2 separate regions of the Mus musculus genome follow, and region 1 is linked to region 2. Evidence: chromatin loops called from intact Hi-C (ENCODE). Cell type or tissue: heart. All regions are shown on one strand. Links, peaks and the distances in the headings refer to the core of each region. The heading gives the core; the rest is flanking DNA.

Region 1 (5,000 bases), core at 1-5,000, 81 kb before region 2:
CCTCTTCCTGGGCTCTGTTAAATAAACACCCTTTTCCCAAGCTCTGGGTGGGTGAGCATATAGCTCAAAGCTGATCACAGACCTCAGTGGGACTCCATGGGGCTGGCCCCTTGCCCACAAGGCAGTCCTTGGCACCTGGGGCAGAGGCTCCTCTGAAATTCTTTGGGCACAGGAACGTGGCCTGTTTGTGGCTGATCCTTGGGAGCCTTGTTCTGCACAAGTTGCCAATCTGATGGTGAACTGGGTAATGTCTGCCCCGGCTGCCACATGGAAGTAGGTGACACTCATACCTCACACATTGACCATACATGTAATAGCAGGCAGACGTCTTGAGACAACATAATTGGGGAAACCCTTGTGGACTAGCATTTTTAGCCTGAAACTCCCATAACACCAAAGAGGCAATCACTCTCCCTCCTGGGTGTGTAGGCGACATTACAGTTTCATGGCATTCGTGAGGGTACCAGTTTACAAACCGTGACAGGGACTTTTCATGTTGAAGGTGACTCTCTCAGGTCTTGCTCTGTAAACCTACCTCCTGACATGGTCACTCTCACTGCGTGTGGGTTCAAAGGTTACTTCTCTTTAGCGAGGATCACAAACTCCGTTTCATCCTTTCAGACAGAGTGTCAAGACCTTTACTGGCTCCCCACAAGGGCAGCCCATCCCAGGCCAGCAACCTGACAGAGCCCCGGGGAACATGTCTTCATGTCCAGCCCTAACGGTGGATTTTTCAAGAGCTTATGGGACACAAGAAGTAACTCAAGAGACTTGTGTGCAGCTAGCTGTTGTCCTCAGGAGCCAACACTAAGGTCTGGGGTGTCATGTGACTAGCTAGATGACACCAATCAGTTGGTGGCCGAGCTAAAACTCAAGAGTCCCAAATCATAACCCAAAGGCATCTCTCTGTTAGTCATTAGCTTGGGACGTGTGAGCTCTTGGCCTCGGCTCCGGTAAGAACTGCCTCTCTGTCTCACATGGTGGCTGTGTGGGAAAAAAACGTGAGCATGTCCTCTCAGGGTAAAACCCCCTGTGTTATTCCCCATACACCAGAGTCTGCCCAAGGCTCAGAGACAGGGCATGGCGCCCTCAGCAGGGCCTCCACCTCTTGCCATCCCCGCAGGCCCAACCCCAGCCTCCCAGGGCTGCTGGTACCTCTGTGACCAGCTGCAAGTCGTTCACGTAGTTCTCCTCCGTGACAATGAGTTCATGGATGTAGCCTTGCCGCTTCCTCTCAGTCGGGGTCAGCATATCTAAGAGATGCAGGTCTGAGCACCCTGCAAGACACAACCATTTAGGAGAACTTTTAGTCCGAGGCTGGGGAAGCCCACAGCTCCACAGCGAAGACTCCCGAAGGTCCTTGTGACTATGGAGGTGGCACCATGGTCTCATCAGCTTGGGGTTGTGGGTTGAGTTGTAGAAACAGGAGTGGCACAGCCCGGCGTAGAGACCCCACACATCACTGTCAATTCCAGAAGCAGAAAAGCAGCACAGAGCACCCAGAAGGGGGACCATTCTGCTCGCACCCCGACTTCGGACTTTCTACTCTGGAACTGTAAGGGGATAAATCCCCCTTGTGTTACACCATAAAGTTTGTGGTCATAAATCCAAGTAGCAAACACATGCTCCATCAGAAGCACGGAAAGGGTTAAATGACCCGCTAACACCCACCAGAGCTCCCACGCCAGCCACTGTTTCGGGAGCTGACCGCTGCCTTGAGTGGTTCTCAAAATTTCCAGAATCATCTTCATGATACAGACAAGGAAACCAGGGCTCAGAGAGGCCAGCTCGCCCCTGGTCCTCCTGTCCACAGTGGTAAGGAACGGAGAGTCCAAGAGAGTCCAGAGGCCGTGCATGGTCTCTAGACCCTATGTCCACAGCAGGCTTCTTTCAGGTATGTGGTTATCCGGAGACCAGCTTTTAGAGTCTACAGTAACTGTGCCAAGGCTCTTGGTGGATATGAAGACCAGGCAGATGCGTGCAGACATGACCGGGAAGACTCTTCAGGCGAGGACGCTGTGGGGTACTCGTGGAAGCTGAGCAGTAGGCCTCAAGCAAATTGGAAAGCCCTGCCAGCCGCAGGCAGCTCCCACGAGGCCTTTGTAGAGGCCGAGGCTGCTGGAAGGGAAGGCCCTTAGCTGCCCTGAGCTAGGCTAGCTCTCTGTTCACTTAGCTTCTTATTTGGAGTTCTGTTCACACAGGACCTTTGTGACTTATCAGTGCAGACACCCTGCCGCAGATGCTCAGATTTTCAGTAACAGTCCATGAGTAGGGCTGGTCCCCCCCCCTTTTTTTTTTTTTACATAAAAGTGGTCCCCCCGGGGGCTGGTGAGATGGCTCAGCGGTTAAGAGTGCTGACTGCTCTTCCAAAGGTCCTGAGTTAAAATCCCAGCAACCACATGGTGGTTCACAACCATCTATAACAAAATCTGATGCTATCTTCTGGAGTGTCTGAAGACAGCCACAGTGTACTTACATATAATAAATAAATAAATATTTAAACAAATTTTAAATAATAAAAAAGTGGTCCCCCACATATACTTTTTTTTTTTTATTAGATGATCTTTATTTAATTACAGAACTTGAATTTGTAAAATACATATGCTGAGAGGTGGGGGTGTGCCTTCCTGCCACTTGTCACAAGGGGGCGCAATAGAACACTGTGACTTCTTCCTCCCGCCCTCCCCCCTCCCACTCATCCCCTCCCTCCCCCACCCCCCACCCCCGACCACATTCGCCCTTGCAGCACCTGCAAATGCTCTGGGTCTGTAAACAAATGACCAGAACTTCGCCAAGTAGCCTTTCTCTGGGAGAGGGAGGGGCCCAGGGCACTGCGATTTAACACACCCTCCACGCCCTCCAGTGAATCCTCAGTGAGAAAGCTCCTGGGGCCTACCAAGGGCTCCTCAGGGATTCCTCCCTCGCACACGGGGCTTGTCTGGGTTGAGGACTGAGAGAGTCTTACATACAGCTACCTAACGAGAATTATCCGTCAAGGGAATCGTGGTATCAGATCTTGGTGAACTGGTCTCAGCTTCCAGACTTCCTAGAGTTACAGTGGTAGGTTTTGCTCCCTCCCCTTTCTGCACCATTCGGTTTGTTTCTCATTGGGATGGAACAGCCCAGGGTAGCCAAGACGGTGCCAGGAAACCGGCGGGAATTAAGCTATCGTTATAGAAACGCTCTCCACGCCTTCCCATCCACCACTGAGCCTGACCTCAAAGCTGCAAGGTGAGTTAGACTCCATAGCCTGCACTTGTCTCTAAACTTGGGCTCAGTCACACAGATGGCTCAGCCTGCTATGGCGCCTTCTCAAACATCTGTCTTAGCAATGCCCCCCAGAAGGAAGCCAGATCCAAAAGTCCCCCAGCAGCCGGGTGAGCGCAGGGTTCTGGGATGCCGAGACTCCTCCCACTCACTCCACTTCTTTATCCTTTAACCTTTCTTTTTGAGAAAGTCACCTAGGAAACGCTTGAGCTGTGGAAGGCATATTCAGTCCCTGCCCTATTTTAATCCATTGTCCTAAGGGTGAATCCAAGAACCCGGGACTCGGGCCATTTCTTGTTCAATAGCTAAATGTGGCCCCAGCATTTGTGGCTGGGTCCCTCGTGGACACAGTCCCCGTGCTTCCAGTGTTCTCCTGCCCGCAGGGATAGGAGAACTCTTGCACAGTGCTCAGCACCAACATCAACAGTGGGCCAGCAAGTCTCACAAATGTCCCGTTACATCACGGTCCCCTTGGGGCAGCTGTTGGGCCCTGTGGGCTCTTGTACCCAGCTATAAAAAGCCCTATGCACTATACGAAATACCCACACACATTTTGCATACAATTTTTTGGCTTCAGAAGCCTGTTTGCAAGCTGAGAGTGGTGGCGCACACCTTTAATCCCAGCACTCGGGAGGCAGAGGCAGGCAGATTTCTGAGTTCGAGGCCAGCCTGGTCTACAGAGTGAGTTCCAGGGCAGCCAGGGCTACACAGAGAAACCCTGTCTCAAAAAAACAAACAAACAAACAAATGCCTGTGTGCTGCCTCATTTCTTCCTTTGGTGATTTTGTGATCTTCGCCATGGCTGTGCTGAGTCGTGCTGCACTGCAGGATGAAGGCAGGTGCCGGCCTTCCAGGGTCCATCTCAGACCTTGGAGATGCAAAGGTTTGACACTGGAAGTGGTGTCTCCTCTAGTGAAAGGTTCCCCTGCTGAACACACTGCTGCCTCCTAGGCTGAAGCTGAAGCTGACACTGCTATTTCTCTCCGCTCCCCAGGTAGTGCTGGCCCTTCAGGCTGAAGGTGGTGTTGCGCACCCTGCAGGTTGAAGGTGGTACTGCACCCCAAGCTGGAGGTGGTGCTGCACCCCACATGTGGGCTAAAGGTTCTACTGTTCCCACCCCAAGGCTGAAGATAGTACTCTGTCGTTCCCCCCCAGGCTGAAGGTGGTATTTGTATACACACACACACACACACACACACACATACACGGGTCACGGTGGTATTGTCCCCCCACAGGCTAAAGGTCATATTGCCCCTACAAGGCTGATGGTTGTACTGTTTGCCCAGGCTGAAGGTGACACTGCCCCTCTCCAAGTTAATGTCATCCTCATAGTACATCGGGAAGTTACTGCATCCCACCCGCAAGGCTGAGTGTATTCCTGTTCTAACAAGAAAGCAAAGGCTGGAATTGTCAGGTTGGCCCAGGAGTAATGGACTAAAATACACAGGACAGAGAGCCCTCACCACCTGCCAAGAGTCCCTGCTGAGAAATGCCAACTGCTTTCTACAACAAGGGAGTCATGACCAGAAGACACAAGGATGACTGAGAAACTGGAATGAGGTCCTGTTGGGAGAGATGCCTGCCTCTTTGGGATTCTGGAGGCTCCTCTGGGTACAAGTTCTGGAGAACAGCAGGAGGTGCAGGAACATGGCTCAGGGCCAGCTCTGGATGCACTTGAGGGCTGCGGTACACCTTGCCCTAGACAGAGCAGCCTTTGGATGTACACAGCACCC
Region 2 (10,740 bases), core at 2,631-7,630:
CACTCATCTCAGGATGAGAACCAGCTGCTTTGAGGACACAGTGTCAAAGATGCAAGAATTGCAACTGCTGTGCAGCCCGCAACACACATCCACGCTGCTTATCTGAGGACTCGTGAGTGGCCGACGAGCCTACACTGTGGATTACCTTACTCCTCATGGAAATGTTTATGGCTCCCTGCCCTGGAAGATCACAACTATCTCTACAATTGGAACCCTTGTTGTAGCATCAAAATAGATCCAACAACTAAGACAGAATTGTACCGAATGCCAGAACTGAGCCTTGACCTGGCAGACAGTCTCTGTGGCAGCACACGCACACACAGAGTGGGCATCGGTATTACAGTGCCGCTCACAGGAAGCTCTCGAGACAACTGAAATCTCAACTCCACAAACTCGATTACGTGCCTCCGTGTCTGCGGAGGGAACCTGAACACATGGAAAAGATGCAATTATATGGAGTCCGATGCTTTGTGTCCAACGGAGAGAGACTTAGCACTGGCTCTCACACTTAACTGGTGTATAACCACACAGCACTGAAACACATCTCTAAGAGGAAGAGAAAGCATTAAAAGGCTCACAGACCTTCTCTGTAGCAGCACACGCACACACGTGCTCTCTGTCGATTGTGTGCCGCTCTTCATCATGGTATAACTTACTCATGGTATAACTTACTCTTAAGTACTCTTCTTGATATTTCAATATTGTTACATCATTTGTCCCTTTCTTTTCCTCCCTGTTACATGTGTGTATATATGTTTATATTACATATATATGTAACAAATTCCTAAATAACTATAACCTGCTCAGTTTCTTTAATATTGTTTGTATATGTGTTTCAGGCTCGTCAACATGGCTGCCTAAACCTAGTCTGAACAACAATGACACCAGTAGATGTGCTCACGTGGATGGAGGAGAGCTCTCAAGGCCTCAACCCTACACAAAGAACTGCAGGCCTTGTTTTTTTGAAAGCACGGGATAACATATACATCAGATTATGTGAAAGGAAAGGAGTGTATGTCTAGCCAGCTGTGTCAGCTAAGTCACCGGGACATACTCAGAGGAAGAGAGGGTCACTCTACAGATGGGCCAGCTGGCATCCTAACACACTCTAAGGAGCCAGAATTTGAAGACACCAAGACGTCTGTCTGTGAAAACAGAGCAGGACATTGAGGGGGACCCATTCAGAACAGATGTTGGCACACGCAGCAGCCATGTGCATTTGCTGCCCGCTGTGCCATGGGTCAGTTAGGATGCAGGAATGTGCACAGTCCTTGAAAGAGCTTTATAGCATTTGCTCTCTCTGACTTATTTGTTGTTTTTCATCCTGGTATAATGTATTTTTAGATATCTTGAGTTATAATATCATTAGAATATCATTTGTCCCTTCCTTTTCTTCCCTAATTGTTGTTACATATGTTTATGTGTGTATTCATATGTATGTTACATAAACACATAAAAAATTCCTAAATCATTATTACCACTCAGTTCAAATAATCCTTTTCTATGTCTATGTTTTCAGGCTCATCATTGTGTCTAATATACTAAAAATGGCAACAACACCTGTGAGCACAGGCGCGGATGACAGACAAGCACAGCCTGGTTACTCCTCTAAGTCACTGGCCTGCTGTTCAGGACATAAGACCACTACACCTGTAGTGGTTGAAGCTGCTGAACCAGATTAAGAAGCTGTAAGTGTCTGTTCTTATGTCCAAGCATACCAATGACTGCCAGTATCTGGCTTGTAGATAAAATTTACACCTTACATACTTGCTGGAACTAGTTGGAATACTTCAAATCTTATGCTTTGCTATAGTTTTTAAAAGGATTTACATTCAAGTGTATAGGCCATATCTTCGGAATATAGGTAATACCTCTATCACTCATAAAAAATACATCCTGGGGTTAGAGATATGGTGCACTGGTTAAGAGCACTGACTGCTCTTCCAAAGGTCATGAGTTCAAATCCCAGCAACCACATGGTGGCTCAAAACCATCTGTAATGAAATTGATGCCTTCTTCTGGTGTGTCTGAAGACAGTTACAGTGTACTTATATATAATAAATAAATAAATCTAAAAAAAAGCTTTAAAAGAGAAACAACTTAAAAAAATATATCCCAACATGAAAGAATATTAAACTAGTTCACAATAAAACACTAATACCAACTAATACCAATAATGTTCTTAAGAAATATTGAGTGTGTATGGAGCACAGTGTCAAACATGCCCTCTCAGAACGACATTAACTAAGACTTTTTCAGTGCCTGCAAAGGCGCGCACGTGTGTGTGTGTGTGTGTGTGTGTGTGTGTGTGTGTATGTATGTGTGTGTGTCTGTGTGTGTGTGTATGTGTGTGTGTGTCTGTGTGTGTCTGTGTGTGTGTGTCTGTGTGTGTGTATGTGTGTGTGTGTGTATGTATGTATGTGTGTGTATGTGTGTGTGTCTGTGTGTGTGTGTGTGTGTGTGTGTGTGTGTGTGTGTGTGTGTATTTATGCCTAAAATCACGAAGCACTGCTACTTCTGGAAAAGTGTGGCGCGCAGAGAGCTGATTAGTGTTAGATGAACGTGTGCATCTATCATGGAGACAGGGTTCAAGAGCACAGCAGCCTGAAGGCCTCCTCCAGTCATTTTTTAAAAAGTCATTTTTTAAAAAGTCATTTTTTTCTCATCTGGAAGTAAAAATTATGATCATAAATAAGCAATACAAAGCAATGTTTAAAGAACCACAATTAAAACGTTCTGTGTAACAGATCAACCCACACAGGCTACACAAGCAGTTTGCCCATGATCTGCCACTAGGTATCTTCTGTCACCAGCTGCCATTTGTCCCTCTGCCACTGGGTAAAGCTTAGCTGTGTACAGACAGTGATTTCTCACTCACACAAACCTAAACGGCACCTTTCTGACTGGTATCATGCCAGAGTCGACCCTGATCATGTCTTAATAAAATGCTAGCGGAGTAGACAGGTCTCAAACCTTAGAGGCTGCTGCATGTTCTCTGCATACTGGCTGGTCCAGACAGCTCACCCTCCTTCCCTTCCACTTGCCAGGACGGGATGGCTCACGAGAGGTCTCTAATCACCTTCATTAAAGATTACGCTTTTTATAGCATTCAATTAGGTAGTTTTAAGTACTCACAATAGATATTTGGGAAGTTATCTGAAAAGCTTCTCTACTCTTTTCACAGATAAGAATAATATGCTTTAGATATTATTAGGATATTATTTATCCAAAGAAATTTTTATCTAATTCTAAAACAATCTAATATTATTTAGATATTATTAGGATAACAGTATCAATATGCTTTAGAAAACCCACTGAGATCCTGGAAATTAATTCTTAGCCTTTCCTTTCATAGACAAAAAAATGATATCCAAAGAGATGAGCAGCAGGCAATGAGGACAGCAGAGTCACTCCTTCCACACCCGGTACCCTGCATCCAGCCTCCATGTCTGACCGAGGGAACAGCCTCTTCAGCAGAGGCACATTGGAGAGACTCGGGACGCCCTGGGCACAGCTCCTTCTCTACCGCTGTCCCACTGACCGGTGCAAGAGGGTTCAGGCCTGTTTTCTAGTTTACCAACAGGAGACAGGGTGAAGACAGAAGTAGTGGGGGATAAGGTAATGTGGATAGAGTTACCAGTACTTGAAAACACAGCAGAGCTGAAACAATGAACCCTACCTAGAAGTAAGGAAGTAGACAAGGCATCAGGAAAATACTCTTTCTTGACTCGGTATCTAGAAACGAGCTCTACTTAAAGCAATGACTATATTTTTGCTTGTAAATACCTGTTAAGTGTCCACTCATAGTTTTGTCGTGGCTGTTGAATAACTGCCTGTATTTCAGCCTTGATGACTGAGGCACAGCCCATTCTGCTGCTGGAGGGGCGCTGTGGGGAAAGAAGAAGGAGAGGGTGGTTGGTGCACTGTGAGCACAGATTGCTGGGGTTCAAACATGTCTGTCTAAGGTTGGCGGTGTTGACTTTTCTCTCCTGGTGGGGTTGGGGTCAAACCCAGGGCCCCGTCGAGGGAAAGTCCTGCCACTAAGCCAGTCATTGTGCCTCTACACATCAGTATAGACATCTTTCAAGAAGTAAATTAGGGGCTGGAGAGACAGCTCAGCAGTTAAGAGTGCTTGCTTCCAGGACAGAGGTCCAGCTGCCAGCACCCAAGTCACACAGCCCACAATTCCTTGTGACCCAGCTCATGGGCTCCAACACCTTCTCCTGGTGTTCTGAGAGCATCTGCATTCACAGGACACAGACACAGACACAGACACACACACAGGAAATCTTTAAAACACTAGCTAAACTTTTTTTTATAAAGAAAAACAACAAATCAGGTGACCGTCTCATATTCTACATATTATTTAATAATTCAAAGGTTCCAGTAACACATGGAAAATATTCCCAGAGCTGAGGCATTATATACTGCCCAGGTTTTTGCTAAGCATTCAGGAATTTCTCCTTTAGTTAAAAAGCAATGCTAACAACTGACTTTTTAAAAGTACACTTCAAAATATTTACCTTTCTCTACAACAAGTTATCAAAATATACTCATTTCTTTTTTGTTTTTCCATTTATTTATCTACTTGAGGGGTGTGTGTGTGTGAGAGAGAGAGAGAGAGAAGAGAGAGAGAGAGAGAGAGAGAGTGCACACATGACATGACCCATGGACCCATGTGTAGAGGCCAGAAGACAATCAGCAGGAGTTGGTTCTCTCTGTTTGCCCCATGGGTTCTGGGAATGGAACCCAGGTCCTCAGACTTAGAGGCAGACACTCTTGCCCTCTGAGCTGCCTTACTGTCCCTGGGAGCCACTTCTTAATAAAGTCGGATATTTCCTGCTGGGAGGTTTAAATTCCTGGCAGAGCAGTGGAGCCGGCATGGGGCTCCACTTTCCTGACTGTAATCCAACACTGATGTCTTCTTGCCAATGAGCTCCAACACTGACCCGAGGTAACCCTGCTAACAGTGAGACCACACAAGTATCACACTGACATGGACAGTCTGTGAGAGTCTCACGGCTGGTCAAGTAGCTCCATCAACACAACGAAGACAGGAAAGTGGCATTCCATGTGGAAGGCAGATAAGTAAGGCTCCACATGTCTTCTCCTTCCATGCTTACAAAGAATCATGTCACACACCAAATCAAGATTTAGGCACAGAATGAAGTTTTCGCTGTCATTCATTAACACCTGTGGTGTCCATGTGGTTACACTCACAATGTAAAGTCCCTGAGAGTCAACAGATTCCACCTTCCTGACTTCCCGTAAGTTCATAACGAGAACACTTACCACGCTGGACGCTGCTGTAAGTACTTCTGCAACACTTCTCTCATTCTGTCTCACTGATGCTTGGCTAATGCCAAACCCTGCCTGTTGACTAAAAGCTAACTATCTGCCCCTGCACAGCAAAGATAAAGGGTGTTGCACAGAGACACTCTTCGCTCTTCCAGAGTGTTATCAAGCAACAGCTGTCTACCTCATTCCTCCGAGCAGAAGCAGACTGAAAACTCAAGAGCACCTTACCTGAAAGCTAGGGAGCTCCATTATGAAATCGTCACAACTTCACAGTATTGAAAAGATCACTACACATGTAGAAAACTCAACCATCTAAAGACTTTAATATTTGCTGACCATCTGTTAGTCATCCTAGCATTATAAAGCAATTTTAAGGCAGAATTCAAAATCATGTGAGAAAAGTCAAAAACACATGAAACTCCAGTTTGAGATAGGGAGGAATTTTAACATGAATATGAGCTTAAATCTCAGCTGTAGAAAACAGCAAGGAGTAAAAGAAACATATGACAGACAACATGAAACTATGGTTGGTCACATATAAGAAATGAGACTGTAGAGACTCTCCAACGTGAGCCACATATGTGACCGGGGACAGTCATCTGAATGGCGCAGTTCACCACAATCTGGTTACTACTATTTTACCACTAAGGCAGACAGACTGTGAGATTATGACAGTATTAAAAGCAAGACCAACTTTGGCTCAAATCTCATATAAAAAATTCATAAGCTTTTAAATGATTAATACAAGATCATTAATTGGCTTTCCTAGCTCCCCAGAGACTGTTCTAGTCCGTCCAGTTGTGTTTCTTTTCTGGTGCTGCTGCTGAGCACAGCTCTCACATGTGGCATGCTCTTTCTGCCTCTCAGCAGTACACCCAGCCGGTACTACCATAATTCTGTTTGTAAAAAAATTAGGACAATGGCATGCTCTTCATTTGTCATCCTCAAGAAATAAATGATGAGTTATAATAACATTATGTAGAACTTTAAAAGGTGTTATTAGCACTCTATAAAATTAAACAAGGTAAAAGTAAAGGCTGGGGCTGGACAGACGGTCCAGTGCGTTAGAGCACTGCTGCTCTTGCAGGACTCGGGTTTGATCTCCAGCAGTCACACAGGGGTTCATAACTGTGTCGGTACGTCAAGTCCAGAGGCTCCAGCTCCCTCTACTGACCTCCATGGGCGTCAGGAATGTGGTACACATACATACATGTGTATATGTAGGTACAAGCAAGCAAAACCATAAAATAAACCTTTAAGAAAATTAAGAAGGACAAAATTCATTTAAAGAAAATCAAATAATGCTTTAAGTAACTGCATTAAAAACAAGCAGTCTTGCTGGAGAGATAGCTCAGCAGTTAAGAGCACTCACTGTCTGCTCTTCCAGGTCCTGCTCTTCCATGTGGTTGCAGGTCCCAGCAACCACATGGTGGCTCAGAACCATCTGTAATAGGATCTGATGCCCTCTTCTGGTGTGTCTGAAGACAGCTGCAGTGTATTCATATACAAAAAAATAAATAAATTTAAAAATAAAAACCAAGCAGTCTTACCTGGCGACATCGAATGATTGTGCCTTCTGTAACTTAGTGTTTAATTGTGACCCTGGACCAGATCTGCTGAAGGAAGAACTCTTTGGCAATGTGGCTGCTATAAAAATAAAACATTGATTAGTTTTAATTCTATAAAATTAAGAAACGTCCCTTAGTTCAAACATCTAGACATGAAGTCATAACTCTGAAGCAGTGGCCCCTCCTTCCCCTAGCACGGAGTCACAGCCACTACCCCATACCCTGTCTTCTTGCCAAAATAAAACACTCCTAGATTTATTTGCTCTGCTAAGAATCACCTGACTGAGCATAAGGCTGACATCCATAAAATTTTACTCTTCACTGAACATTTAGTATCACATTTTGTAGGTACTGTTCCAAGTAAGATGGCATTTTCTTACCATCAAAGGAGCTAAAATATTAGTTCCAGATGTAGCAGCCAAGAAGTCACAGGCTTCCCAGTCTTGGCCAGATGCCTTGTAATGCTAGGGAGGAGCAGATCTGTGTGTGATTCCCATCTGACCTGATGAGACCCTAGCCATAGCCTCTCCCCTCGACCTTGCCACAGCACAAAAGAGAACAAGTGTGTGGGTTTGCTCACACCACTGGGACAGTTACATGAACGATGTTGGCTGCTATCATGTGCAGCCTTACATTTAGAACTTGCAACGGACAGACAGATGAGGCGTATTAGACTCCTCCTCTCACTGGGAACACACACGCATGCTAAGTGCAGGCTGCTCAGGTACAGCAATAGTGACACAGATCTAACGGTAAAGCCTATGCTGCTGGTACTACTGAATTTGCTCAGATATCCAAAGAGCTTTTTAGAAAGAATCCCATTCTTCTATATATTCGGTATGATTTGTTAGGCCAAGGCTATCTATAGTTATAGTTGATGCTTTAATTATAGGAAAAGACTTTGAATAAAGTTTCAAAATGAAATTAGCTAAACCAGAATCCAAAATAACTACATCCGTTCCTTCAATTAAGCAAGTGTTAACGGTGTGAGCTTAATCTATTTGGCCACTTAGTTGCCTCTCTTTCCCACTCTGCCCAGTTCTACCTGTTCAACACTGCTCGGTTTTCCTCACTGTGGAATTCTATTCTGTGGCTGGTGTATTAGCAACTAACTCATGGAAGTTAAAGAATAGAAGTAACTGATGAATGAAAATACGGAATGTTCAAATACTGCCCATCGCTGCTGCTCTTATTGGGCCCTTGGAAGGCGAGTCAGCTCTTGGCTCTCACCACTGGGTTTCTCTGTCTGTTCCACAATGACATTTATTTTCTTTCCTTTCAGTCTTAGCACGCGTCATGTCATACGCTGGGTGGAAAGGAGAACTCAAATAGAGATTTACCATCCCTTTGTCTGTGGTAACTAGACAGTGGCAAAACACATTTAACCAGAGAAACGTAGGCACGTACCAGGATGCGCAAACGCAGGCAGAGGCTGTATGACGGGAGGAGCCCCGTTAGCCAGGGGAGGCACTGCTGCTGGAGGGACAGAAGATACTAAGGGTGGAGACATTCCAACAACTGGAATGGAGCCCATTGGCACAGGAGCAACAGCTGTGAGTGGTGGCATGCTAGCAATCCCTCCTATACCTGGAAGAGAAAAGCCCCAGCAAACTCAGCCAGTCACTCGCATGGTGACACTCGCATGGTGACACTCGCATGGTGACACTCGGTACAGCTAGAGGAAGAAAACCTTGTCTCTGCTGCAATATGTCCCCACATAAAACAGTCAGAGGATTCAGAGTACAGCCCATGTACATGCTTGCTTGGCTAATACACTCGGATCTGCTTCAACACTCAACAGTGCACCAAAATGAATGAATGAATGAATGAATGAATGGAAGGAAGGAAGGAAGGAAGGAAGGAAGGAAGGAAATATTACTGAAACACACACCCTTACGTTAAACAGTTGGAAAATACAAAACCTTATGTCAAGAATCACAAGGCCTTGAGTTCTGGTACTCACGTGGCCACTGTCAGCATTGACGTTTCCTGTGTGACCCACACTATTCTCTTAGGGATCAATAGCAAGAAGACTGTACACTCAGCTTGGAGAGGACTTAATCAGGAGGAGGATTGAGAAGAAAAGCATTGGGGTCAGAGATGAGGCTCAGTCAGTAAAGTGTTTTCCTACTACCCAGGAGGTCCTGAGTGCAACCCAGTAGGACACAACCACGTGTGGAGTTACATGCTCACAACCCCATAACTCCAGGGAACTACCATCCTTGATCCAGAGGATTCGTGGAAATTCAAGTCACCCTCGATACAGAGAGAGGCTGAGGCCAGCCTGGGCTACAGAAGATTGTGTTTAAAATAAAATAAAATAAAACAAAACAAAACAGTAATGATGGTAAATGCAAAAGCAACAAATGTACTGTATAGACTTTGGGTCTAGTTAATTTCTGCATGCTATTTTATTTACAAGTTCTTAAAACATAATAAATTTCACAAAAAAAAAGAAAAGAAAAAGGTGCTAAATATAAAGGAAAGTAACAAATCAGTCATTTTACCTGCCTCTCCAAAATATATGATAGCGGGGAGTAACCAAATATTTAATGAGAGAAATAAATCTTTATGAATGCGTTCCAACCAACAAAAGAAGTTGGAGCTAAAACAAATGCTCTTATCTTTTTATATTTAACTCGACTTTAACAGCTGCATGATTTTCCTAAGGCAAAATATTCTTGTAACGTATAGCCAACAGTAGTGGTACATGCCTGTAATCCTAGCGCACGGTTAGAGGCAGGAGGATCAAGCCCAGCCCACTGCTGTGAGAATACCCTAACTGGCCAAGTGCACATCATTGGTGACTGCCTTCTCTGGGCAGCACAGCTTCTCCAGGGCGGTCTGTCCATTACTGTTCTACTGTTCCTTCACAGTTCTGAGCTGACCACTATCAAAGGACACACCTTCTAAGTTCATCATGAATGGCTCATATTTCAGGCCTAGAATCAGATTTTTTTCCAAGAAATTCTGGTTTCCTATAGCAGGAAATGCTATTTCTAGTCCACAATCTGGAATGCCACTGTTGCTGGGATCAACCATTATTTCTAGACCTTTTCAGTGGACAGGGAAAAAAGATGGATAGAAAGATGAATAGACAGAACACATGGACAGGTGGACAGATAAATAGACAGTAGAAATAACAGGTACCCCTTGAGACCCTACAAATTGGTAAAGTTTGTCTGTGCTCCATTTGAAAATTAGTTTTTCAGGATATTAAAATCCTTGCCTCAGTCTTTCCCTAAGACTATTAAACAGGTCACTCAATTTTCTTTTGCAACAAAACACTGTGGTCAACATCTGAAGCTGCTCTATTTTCTTCAGAACTACATCATTTCTTCTTCCATGTGCTCCGATACGTTTAAAGTGGAATATACTTTAGGGTAGTCTTTTCAGGTCGGTACTCTTGGGCACACTCTTTCAAACCTTCCACTTCAAGATAATGGTCCTGAATTTGCTGTACAGTTGCTCTGCTCCCTGGAGGGAGATTCTTCATGAATTCCAGTCCAACTCTTTATCTGTCACTTTCTCTAGCCTTTTTATATCTACTGTTTCATTTCTTCTATTTTAAAAAAGGTTTTATTTCTCTTCAGAATAATATCTCTGGCGTTGCTTCTAGTTTTGTCTTTGTTTTTAGAATAAAAGTTTGATGTTCATTCTTTGCTGAATCCTGCCTCCCTGCTTCTGGCCAATTGAAGCTTCTGGGTTATTTAAGTCTTGGGTTTAAGTTGGTCTCTGAAGCCCTGGATCAGGTCCACAGCACCCTGTGGCTTGATTGAAATGGTGGCATCACTGTCCACTGGGGTGGAGTAGCCTTGGCTGTACAGTGGTTTTCTATAATAACTTGGTGTGGGATGACGCTCTGTTGCTTGTT

What was found. Peaks named below come from ENCODE experiments on the same cell type or tissue, not always from the same donor. Only the 100,000 strongest peaks of a DNase experiment are listed, where the experiment ranks them.
Region 1: it touches region 2 in a loop (2.3-fold over the local background); 3 of 42 quality-filtered maps call a loop at or near these places.

Annotation. Positions count from the first base shown.
Region 1 is chr16:91,883,677-91,888,676 of GRCm38, reverse strand. Itsn1 (intersectin 1 (SH3 domain protein 1A)) reads right to left here. Exons shown (of 39, transcript NM_010587.2): 29 at 1,156-1,277. Among named protein-coding and RNA genes, the nearest start is that of Gm52262, 18 kb to the left of the region's middle. In heart, for the core only: CTCF peaks have their summits at 2,605 (motif pointing right) and 4,313; no DNase peak of the experiment used is centred there; H3K4me3 peaks cover 770 bases; H3K27ac peaks cover 961 bases.
Region 2 is chr16:91,799,240-91,809,979 of GRCm38, reverse strand. It overlaps Itsn1 (intersectin 1 (SH3 domain protein 1A)), which reads right to left. Exons shown (of 39, transcript NM_010587.2): 6 at 8,274-8,453; 7 at 6,849-6,945; 8 at 3,787-3,887. Among named protein-coding and RNA genes, the nearest start is that of Itsn1, 75 kb to the right of the region's middle. In heart, for the core only: no CTCF peak of the experiment used is centred there; a DNase peak (open chromatin) is centred at 4,889; H3K4me3 peaks cover 577 bases; H3K27ac peaks cover 1,611 bases.